Linked DNA regions of Homo sapiens: region 1 is linked to region 2. Evidence: read pairs that join two places in POLR2A ChIA-PET (ENCODE). Cell type or tissue: OCI-LY7. All regions are shown on one strand. Each heading gives the region's core, and the rest is flanking DNA. Links, peaks and the distances in the headings are about the cores only.

Region 1 (2,805 bases), core at 192-2,691, 220 kb before region 2:
GTGCCTGGCCTGGTTACCTTTAGAAACACTTTTTTTTTTTTTTTTTTTTTTTGTGACAGGGTCTCGCTCTGTCACCCAGGCTGGAGTGCAGTGGCACAGTCTCGGCTCACTGCAGCCTCTGCCTCCCGGGTTCAAGCGATTATCCTGCCTTAGCCTCCTAAGAAGTAGCTGGGATTACAGGCATGCACCACCACACCTGGCTAATTTTTGTATTTTGAGTAGAGACAGGGTTTCACCATGTTGGCCAGGCTGGTCTTCAACTCCTGGTGTCAAGTGATCCACTCACCTCGGCCTCCCAAAATGTTGGGATCACAGGCGTGAGCCACGCCTGGCCAGAAACACTTTTCAGATACGGATTTCAGATTGTTTTGTTAATAATTGTCCTTATTTGCATAGTTTTTGCTTTTTGAGACAGGGTCTCACTCTGTTGCCCAGGCTGGAGGGCAGTGACACAATCTTGGCTCACTGCAACCTACACCTCCCAGGCTCAAGTGATCATCTGACCTCAGCTTCCCTAGTAGCTGGGGCTATAGGCGCATACTACCACACCCACCTGCCATTACACCTGGCTAATTTTTTATATTTTTTGTAGAGACAGGGTTTCTCCATGTTACCGAGCTGGTCTCCTGGACTCAAGCGATCTGCCCGCATCGGCCTCCCAAAGTGCTGGGATTATAGGCATGAGCCACTGTACCCAGGCCGTATTTTTTATTCTTAAATTGATTATGCTTTATATTTCTAGATGTCTAAAGTCAACAACAAAAAACTAAAAGATTAAATTGATATCTCAGCATTTTAACTTACTTAGAAATGACTCAGACACTTTATGATTATCTATTACATAATTTAACATAACATTACTTCAAGATACACAGTTCAAAGACATATGCATGCTATGGACATACATATGTCTTCAAAGGTCTCACCATGGTCACCTGTCCAGGTCCCAAAATATATATATATATTTTTGAGACAGAGTGTCACTGTGTTGCTCTGGCTGGAGTCCAGTGGCATGATCTTGGATCATTGCAAACTCCACCTCCCGGGTTCAAGTGATTCTCGTGCCTCAGCCTCCCAAGTAGCTGGGATCACAGGCATGTGCCACCACACCTGGCTAACTTCGGTATTTTTAGTAGAGGGGGGTTTCGCCATGCTGGCCAGGCTGGTCTCAAACTCCTGATCTCAAGCAATCCACCCACCTTGGCCTCCCAAAGTGCTGGGATTACAGGTGTGAACCACCACTCCTGGCCTGAACCACTCTCTTATGTGTCTCAGACTGCCTCTAATCACCAGGTAGCAGTAGGGTTCTCAAGTTATCAGGGTTACCAGTTCCTTATTTATGCCTTTCTGGATAAGTAAGTGTCCCTAAAATGTTCTTTCAGTGAGGAATGCCCTGTAAGTCTGCTTTGTGTCCTAGGCAACAGTCCTGACATCTCTGCAGTCTCTAGTCACCTAGACCAGCTGAATGGTTCAGACAGAGTCATTGTCTCATCTCTTCAGGGTAATATAATTCACCCTCATGCACTCTTTGGTTTTGAAATAACAGGAATTGGTCACAAATGAAAAGACAAGTCTGAATTATAAGAAATAGAAAGCAGTTGCAATTTCAAAGGCATGCTAGGTAGTTTTAGGCTATAAGAAGTGAAACCACTTGTATTAGTTCTTTCTTACATTGCTATAAATAAATACCTGAGACTAGGTAATTTATAGACAAAAGAGGCTTATTTTGCTCACGGTACTGCAGGCTGTACAGGAAGGATGGCAGCATCTGTTTCTGAGAAGGTCTCAGGAGGCTTTTACTCATGGTGAAAGGCAAAGCAGGAGCCGGCATTTTATATGGCAGGAGCTAGACCAAGAGAGAGGGTGGGGAGGTGCTACACACTTTTAAACAACCAGATGTTGTGAGAACTCACAAGGGGGCATGGTACTAAGCAATTCATGAGAAACCATCCCCATAATCTAATCACCTCCTACCAGGCCCCACTTCTAACACTGGGGATTCGACATGAGATTTAGTGGGGACACAGACCCAAATCATATCATTCCACCCATGGCCCCACTAAATCTCATGTCCCTCTCACATTGCAAAATACAATTATGTGTTCCCAATAGTCCCTCAGAGTCTTAACTTATTCCAGCATTAACTCAGAAGTCCAAAGACTCATCTGAGACAAGGCTAGTCCCTTCTCCCACCTCAGCCTCCCGAGTAGCTGGGACCACAGGCGTGTGCCACCATGCCCAGCTAATTTTTGTATTTTTAGTAGAGATGGGGTTTCACCATGTTGGTCAGGCTGGTCTTGAACTCCTGATCTCAGGTGATCCACCCGCCTTGGCCTCCCAAACTGCTGGGATTACAGGTGTGAGCCACTGCACCTGGCCTGGTATTTTACGTTTAATGTATTGTTAGATTTATCAGGCGTGGTGGCTCATGCCTACAGATGTGATTACAATCCTAGCCTTTTGGGAAGCTGAAGTGGGTGGATCACTCGAGCCTAGGAGTTTGATACCACCCTGGGCAACATGGCAAAACGCCATCTCTACAAAAACAAAAACAAAAAGAAAAAAACAACCAACCAAATCAAACAAAACAAAACAAAAACTAGCTAGGCGTGGTGGCTTGTGCCTATAGTCCCAGCTACTCAGGAGGCCGAGGTGGGATTCCTTGATCCCAGGAGGCGGAGGTTACAGTGAACCATGAGACTCGCTCTGGCCTGGGTGACAGACCAAGACCCTGTCTCAAAAAAAAACAACAACAAAAAAACAAGGCCGGATGCAGTGGCTCACGCCTGTAATCCCAACACTTTG
Region 2 (2,805 bases), core at 43-2,542:
GGTGCAGTCTTGGCTCACTGCAACCTCCTCCTTCTGGTTTCAAGCGATTCTCCTGCTCAGCCTCCTGAGTAGCTGGGACTACAGGTGCCCGCCACCATGCCCAGCTAATTTTTGTATTTTTAGTAGAGATGGGGTTTCACCATGTTGGCCAGGCTGGTCTTGAACTCCTAACCTTGTGATCTGCCCGCCTCGGCCTCCCAGAGTGCTGGGATTACCAGGCGTGAGCCACCGTGCCCGGTGGAAATACCTGTTCTTTTAATAAATGGTAGCTCTTATTCCCTTGACCCACCCCATTTTAAGAACAAATCTACCCACATGAAAGGTCACATAGATGCTATAGAGGTTGATGCATCTGGTGCCAGGTTTGAGTGAGGGCCGTTGGCAGCTATCAAGGAAACTGTTTTAGGGGATCCAGAATTGATGTAAACAGGGCCATGGGACTAGGGTGTGTGTGGGAGGCGAAAGGGTATCATTTACAGGGGCCACCCACTGAGGTTTTCAGGTCCTTGCTTGCTGTCTCTGTTGGATCCAGCGAAAGTGAACACATAGTGGTTGGGCTTTCTCCTCCTCTTCCCTCCTGGGCTCAGCCTAAGGATCCTATCTACCAGCCAGAGTTTGTGGAGAAAGGTCACCTTCTTTTGTTCTACAGGCCTTACAGATCTGGGGATGGTCAGGTAGCAGCCACATGTCCTCAGGACCAGAGAGTCTGGGTGGTTGTTCCAGTCCCTGGAACTGACCAGGTGGGCCCCCTGTGCCTGATTCCTCTGACTGTCCACTGTGAGGCAATGGGGAAGGGGTTTCTGGGTGCCACACGAAGCTGTCTCCCACCAGGGGAGGGGTCTTCCAATCTGCATGGACCTTATCATTTGCTTTTGTGATTTGCTCACTGCTGCTCCCCTCGTGAGCTTAGAATGGTGAGGAAGTCCTAGTGGTTGTGAATTCTGCTTTGTGGTGAAGGAGGCTTTTTTCCCCTCCAAGAAAAGGGAAATGGTGGGGTAGGGTGAGAGGGTGGGGAGGTGACTTCATTGCTCATCACCAGTTAGTTTCTTAACCGACATTTTTAGCCCCCCAGTAATGGAGATGTCTATCCTGATTTAAGAGGGCTTAGTCTACAATTGGCTGCTGCATTTGCTACTGTGGTTAGAGTCCCAGGCTGCAGAGGGACGCTGGTGTGTGCAGGCTCAACCTGTCCTCTTCTGCACCAGCAAAGCTGGACTTTTTTTTTTTTTTTTTTCCAAGCTTGAGAAAAGTCATTAGGCATTGACAAGGCTGTGTCAGGCCTGAGTGCCAGCCATGGTTTCCTGCTTCCCCATTTAGCCAGGTGAGGGTCAAGAGAATCTGTTTAGGGTATGAGTCAAGATAGTGAGCCATAGTCAGCTAGGTTCCTCTGGTTACTTTTATTATTAAGTCATTTTGACAGCAGAATTAAGGAAGATGGAAAAAATACTACCCACGGTTGAGTGCGAGTCTGTGAAGTCTTTGGCCATTTGTATGTATGGTATTGCCATGGTTGCAATCATGAGTATGTAATATAGGACTCTTACCCCTGGCGTTTGTGTGTTTGTCTGTTGCATAGTGCTGCCTCGCTATTTTAATGCCTCCCCTGGCCCATCATGTGAATGCTGGCCTGCATAACTGTGCCCTACGGTGTTGGGCTCACTGCATAGTTCCACTTCTCCCTACTGTGAGAAACACAGCTCTAAACACCTCTGCATGCATTGCTCTTTTATTTCCTTGTGATGTCTTTTGGGACTGGAGTTCTTGGCCAAGAAATGACAATATTTGGGGCTCTCGATGGGTTTGATTGTATCTCTCTGAAATGACACCAGAAAGAGCTGTCAACTCTCATGTGATGACAGATGGAGGCACCCTAGACACACTTGAAACCATTTGCATGTGAAAGGTAGGGACAGGAGTGGGACAAGAGCAAAGGGCAGGGGTTCTAGAGGGAATCAGCCTATGCTTGAAGCCTGCCCTGCCATTTGCGTCCTGGCAACCTCTAGCTGTGTGACTCTGGATGGGTTACTTAATTGTCCTGGGCTTCCATTTTTCTCATCTGTGGTAGGAGAAAGGAGTGCTGACCTTATTAGATTTTCATAGTGATTAATTATTGATTATTTTTGATAATATCAGTACTACTGTTTAATTAATGGAATAATCAGTTGCCTGGCATACTGTTATTACCAAAGAATTGACAGTGTTGTAAGACATGCAGAACAGAGAAGAGTGACATTTGGGTTCGGCACTGCCCAGGGCTCACCTTCTAATGGAAAATCTTCCAATTTTATGGAACCTAGTTAAAACCACACTCCCAAGAAGTGGGCAGGGTTGGGATTTTTGTCTTCATTTTGCAGGAGAGAAGCAGAGGTGCAGATAGTTGTTGGAAAAGAGGATAGAACAGACAACTAAAGGATAAACAAGCAGCATGTGTGGTAGAAAGAACTGAGGATGTGGCAGCGGGGAGCTGGGCTTCTGTTTATTTCCCAAAACTTGTGCTCTACCCAATGGAAAGAGTATTAGGTATGACATGCACAGACCTGGTCCAGCCTCAGTTCTTGCATCTGTGCAACAAGGCTAGTGATAACCGAATACGTGGGTGCTGTTGGAAGGCTCACACAACAGAAGTTCCTGTAACATGGGAAGTTAGCATGTGCCTTCTGCCTCCCCAGGTGGTTCCTTTACTATTGGTCCAGCTGCTCTTAGTGCCAGGTGCTGTGAGCAGTGATGGAGAGGCCTCTGAGAGCTTCCAGTCTAGGAAGGAAGACAGATGTCAAACAAAATCTCATGTGGGGAAATAAAGGTAGA

Evidence for each region. Peaks named below come from ENCODE experiments on the same cell type or tissue, not always from the same donor. Only the 100,000 strongest peaks of a DNase experiment are listed, where the experiment ranks them.
Region 1: POLR2A ChIA-PET joins it to region 2 with 5 read pairs; 1 of 35 experiments calls an interaction of 5 or more read pairs at or near these places.

What each region holds. Positions count from the first base shown.
Region 1 is chr3:47,174,758-47,177,562 of GRCh38, reverse strand. All of the region lies in intron 2 of KIF9-AS1 (KIF9 antisense RNA 1), which reads right to left. Among named protein-coding and RNA genes, the nearest start is that of KIF9-AS1, 12 kb to the right of the region's middle. RefSeq lists an enhancer at 1,754-1,813. In OCI-LY7, for the core only: no CTCF peak of the experiment used is centred there; a DNase peak (open chromatin) is centred at 1,742; H3K4me3 peaks cover 1,706 bases; H3K27ac peaks cover 2,440 bases.
Region 2 is chr3:46,952,078-46,954,882 of GRCh38, reverse strand. All of the region lies in intron 1 of CCDC12 (coiled-coil domain containing 12), which reads left to right. Among named protein-coding and RNA genes, the nearest start is that of CCDC12, 23 kb to the left of the region's middle. In OCI-LY7, for the core only: no CTCF peak of the experiment used is centred there; a DNase peak (open chromatin) is centred at 1,302; H3K4me3 peaks cover 1,747 bases; H3K27ac peaks cover 2,500 bases.